2 separate regions of the Homo sapiens genome follow, and region 1 is linked to region 2. A link is a loop called in an ENCODE intact Hi-C map of the cell type or tissue named here. Cell type or tissue: sigmoid colon. All regions are shown on one strand.

Region 1 (2,500 bases), 560 kb before region 2:
ATTAATTATTTCAAACAGTATTTATTGAACCTCTCTGTGTGCCAGATTTTATGCTAGATGCTGGAGGTGAACATGACATTGTCTCTTCCCTCAGGTAATCCATTACAGAAGATCCTGGAAATGTGAAAACCTCATGATAGAAAAACAAGGAAGTGGATCAGTGCAAATAACTTTGGAAGAGAAATGTAAATAGAAATGTTCTCTCAGGAATAAGTCCTGGCACAGGGCCTATTTAACATTCTTATATATGGAAAATAAGAGATATAAGCAATGAAATCATCTGGTTTGCAGACAGCGCCAATATCTTTGCAAGAAGTGAAATGTAAGTTGATGGAGATGAAATGTAAAAAGAGCTAGCAAGCTGTCCAAAAGGGCTGAGCAGGGGAATGTGCACTGTAATGTTGGCACACACCACTGAATGCATTTAGAGAAATGCAATCTAATTTATTTATAGAATGATAGGATCTGAACTATCAGGGAGTAAATTCAACAAATACTTGCGATTCTATTTGGAAGAAGGCATGTACTGGATACTGCAGATCAGATGAAGATGATAGAGACATAGAACCTTAAATACTCTGAGAAATATTGAAAGGGCATAATGAAGAAAGTATTATTTAAAATGAATCATAAATCGTGAGTGAGATTTAGATGGGTGAGTATTTGTGATGGAAGAACAGGAAATCCCAGGTAGATAAAATGACGATGGTTCTAGTGTGACTGATAGGTAGGGGACATGGAAGTGAGTGGAGAGTCTGAAAGGCTGTGATAGTGAATCAGAGCTCTTGATCTCTTATCTGGAAGCCTGCACTGGATTGGCTGGGCAGTGGAGGGGGCGGGTGATGGTTAGATTTAAAGATTTTTGAGATGATAATTTAGCACGCTGATTCTGGCAGCACGGTGTGGGATAGGGAGGGGAAGACATAGGAATCAGGTAGAAGGTCATTAAAATAGTCTAGGTAAGAAGAAATGAGGTCTGAACCAGGTGGAGGTAGGAAAAGGAAAAAAGGAACCAGAGAGATCCTGAAAGCACACTCTACAGCAGAATTTCATAAAGTGCAGTCCAGCACCAACCTGCATGGGAGTCATCTGGGGAGACTCCTGAGTACCACCTCAGACCTACTGAACTGGGATCTCTGGGGAGCAAGACTGAGGAATCTACATTTTCAACAAGTCCCCTGGTAACTCTTATGTATACTCAGGCATCACCATTCTATGGACTTGGCACCTGATTCAGTGTAGTGAGCTAGGAAAATCCTCTATTGCTCAAGGAGTTCCTCCTGTTAGTTTGTCCCACTTGATTATTTCTTATCAACAACTATCCCTTCATCTCTAAGGCAAAGAGAATCCAAAAGAGTGGGAATCCTTAGTAGATATTTAGAGGGAAAAACAAGCAGAAGGAGAGAATTATGGGCTAGATTGTGTTCCTCCTCCAAATTCATATGTTGAACTCCTAACCCCCTGTATTTCAGAATGTGACTATATTTGGAGATGGAGTCTTTACAGGAATAATTAAACTTAAATGAGGTTACTAGAGTGGACCCTAATCTGATATGATTGTTGTCCTTATAAGAAGAGGAAATTTGGCTATAGACACAGAGGGAAGATGATGTGAGGAGCCAAGGAGAAGATACAAGTCAATGAGAGAGGCCTCAGAAGAAAGCAACCCTGCCGATACCTCAATCTTGGAATCCAGAACTGTTAGAAAGTAAATCTCTTTTGCTTAAGCCACCCAGTATCTTTTTGTTATGATAGCTCTAGCAGAACAATACAGAGGGGAAGGGGAAGGTTGGGGTGAAGAGAAGGAGAAGAAAAGAGGAGGATAAGAAAGACAGTAAGGAAGAGGAGGGGAAGAGAGAGAGTAAGTACTTCCCCTTCTCTCAGAGGGGAGATGATGACAAGGGGGAGGTGAGAGTTGTGTTAGTCCATTTTTATGCTGCTGATAAAGACATTCCCGAGAAGGAGTAATTTATAAAGGAAAAAGGTTTAATTGGACTTACAGTTCCACGTGGCTAGGAAAGCCTCACAATGATAGCAGAAGGCAAGGAGGAGAAAGTCACATCTCATTTGGGTGGCAGCAGGCAAAGAAAGAGCTTGTGCAGATAGACTACCTCCCACCAGGTCCCTCCCGTAACACGTGGGAATTCAAGATGAGATTTGGGTGGGGACACAGTCAAACTATATCAAGATTCTAGTTCAGGACCTTGAAGAATACTTATTTTGCAGGTTTGGGAATCATGCAATGTCATGGAACCCAGGGAAAAAAGGGGATTCAGGAAGAAAAGAAGGAGGTCTGTTGTTCCAGGCTGGGATGTAGAGGAGAAAAGGATTATATTTAGCGTGGATTTACTACATAATAGCAAAAATGGAAAAAATTCAAATATCTCACAATATTAGGAATTTTTATAAACATTTATTGGATTATAATATAATATCAAAAATATCTACACTCAAGAAGTTTAAAAAGACATGGAAAAAGGCGCAAAATATGATATTTAAA
Region 2 (2,500 bases):
TAGATACGTATGGCCTTTATTAATATTAATAGTAGGTAGTTAAGCTTAATATTATTATTAATATTATGAAAAGATACTACATTCTCTTAAGTCGTGGCCTTTTTTTGCAAAACAGAGCAAAAAACAAAGGTAAAAACCCCCACACTATTTCATAAATAACTATATTAGAAATGCTTTTTAAATCTGGATAAATCTTATTAATAATATAAATATACATTTTATAGAAATAACAAATGTGCTTTTTAATGGCACCATTAGTAGGTTGGTCATTTACCATATCAAATCACTGGTGCAAGACTATTACTCAAATCAACTGAAGTAAAATAAGTTAGAGTATTTTTGTTTATTTTGCTTATAACTCAAATATTTATGTCAGAATACTGATAGAATTATAAATAGAAAATAATACACACATTTTATATGTATGTTTGTATAGAAGCTTTGTTAAAAAAAAAACCCTTTTTGGTTATATAGCCAGCATAAGATTAGTAAATGTCCCACTGATAATGTTTGGCGCCACACACAGTACAAAACGGAAGAGAAAAGGAAATCTTACAGAGCGATTTCTAGAAACAAGTAGATTCTTCAGCTTAGCAAATAGGATGTAAGTGAATTATGTAGATGAGCATTATATTCTCAAATAATTTGATACAATAAAAGCCTCTAGGTCTTTAAAAAAATTAGAAAAGAATATTTTCAATTTGGTATTTACTTCTTACTTCTTGAAAATATTTTTTGCTAACACACTTTTTCTTTTGTACACATACACTAGAGATATGTAAGTATTGATTTGAGAAATGAAAAATGAAAAACTGTGAAATGACTTCATAATTTTCAGATAGCTATAATGTTTTAGAGGAATCTTAACCCCACTCTATTATCTAATTATATCTTATAAAGCAACAGACCAAAAATCTTGTTTAAAGTTAGTTGAGCAAGATATATGGAGTTTATACTGATCTATAGACTGGCCACAAGTAAAATAGAAAAGGCAATTTATCTTTGATTAGCTATCCTTCTCTTACATATTAGCTTTCTCCATCTTTTTATCTTTACTCTTTTTTCACAGAAACTCCATTATCTAGAATTCTTATTTTACCCTCTGCCATTCTGAGCTTTCCACTGTCACATTTCATTTTATATTAAAATTTGTCTCTTTTCTCTTGTACAGATTTTAGGCCCCATAGGCCAGCTAATTAATCTGATATTCTGACATAGACTAATATTCCAATGATAGTGATTTAGAGTTTGGGAACCAAGTAAAGTACGTGAAGATGTCCTTTTGAGAGTCAGTGAGCACATCTACCTTCCTCCAAGCTCACTGCCTTTCCCCAAACCTACCCCAATATGTTTAGACTGGTCCATTAGTAAATTTAATGTGAGAATGTACATCTAGAAAGTGGGAAATGGTAGAATAGTAGGTTATTGAATGAGAAATTTTGAGCCGGGCAAGTTTTTTGCTGTCTGTCATGTTATATGGTATGCAACAAAACCTGTTCTTTATAGGTTCAGTCCTGTGACTTTGTGTCATTTTAAAGGACTTCTGAGTCTCATTCATGTTTTTTCCTATGTAGCGAACCATTCATAATATTCTCTGGTGGGCTGTCCTATGACAAAGCTTGTAGAAGACCAAGTTTAACCATCATGCATGGAAAAGCAATTACAGTACTTGAAATGGATCATCCTATTGTTGAATTTCTAACTTTATGTGAAACGCCCTATCCAAATGGTAAGTAACTAAAATGAAACTATTAATGTTGAAAATCATTTTGGAAATGACAAGTTTCTAACAAAATTAAGGTTAAATATTTTCAGATGTCTACTGTGGTATAACGCTGTGAGCTACAAGTGCTGGAACAGGTTCTGCAACTGTACCTACTTGAGAAACTGGAAATAACACAGATGTAGTACAGCAATGCTGGCATTTCAGGTTCTAATATCAGGTAAGTGCTTTAAACTTTGATTAGATGGTGGAAGCTGAGCTGGGAGGGTCTGATAAGGGTCCAGGGTGAAATCACTTGGGGAAGCTGAGGTCTCTTAATAGCCTCTCTCAGACCAGCTCCATCAATTCCATCCCAAAGCCAATCAAAGTTAAAGCACTTACCTGATATCAGTAATCTGTAACTGTGGTGGTGCTGCATCTGTTTCACATCTGGCTTTGCTTCAGATGCAACTGCAGCACCTCTGATTACTCTAGTAATGCAGATGTGTGGTTAATGACTTTTTAAAATTTTGAGAATAGTCAGAAGGGACTTTGGGAGGAGAAATGCTTATATATTTTTATTATACTGAATATAAAGACTTTTTGTAAACATAACAACTAGTCTAAACTTATATGCAATCTGTATAATGAAATCTAATAATGATGAAATATTTTAATAATGTGGCCAGGTGTGGTGACTCATGCCTGTAATCCCAGCACTTTGAGAGGCCAAGGCAGGCAGATCGTTTGAGTCCAGGAGTTCAAGACTGGCCTGGGCAACATAATGAGATTCCATCT

What was found. A loop is a pair of places that touch in the nucleus more often than their neighbours do. Peaks named below come from ENCODE experiments on the same cell type or tissue, not always from the same donor. Only the 100,000 strongest peaks of a DNase experiment are listed, where the experiment ranks them.
Region 1: it touches region 2 in a loop (7-fold over the local background); 2 of 110 quality-filtered maps call a loop at or near these places.

The regions. Positions count from the first base shown.
Region 1 is chr3:120,661,379-120,663,878 of GRCh38, forward strand. The region is part of intron 4 of HGD (homogentisate 1,2-dioxygenase); the gene reads right to left. Among named protein-coding and RNA genes, the nearest start is that of HGD, 20 kb to the right of the region's middle. In sigmoid colon, no CTCF peak of the experiment used is centred here; no DNase peak of the experiment used is centred here.
Region 2 is chr3:121,221,429-121,223,928 of GRCh38, forward strand. STXBP5L (syntaxin binding protein 5L) reads left to right here. Exons shown (of 27, transcript NM_001308330.2): 11 at 1,575-1,729. Among named protein-coding and RNA genes, the nearest start is that of MIR5682, 170 kb to the left of the region's middle. In sigmoid colon, no CTCF peak of the experiment used is centred here; no DNase peak of the experiment used is centred here.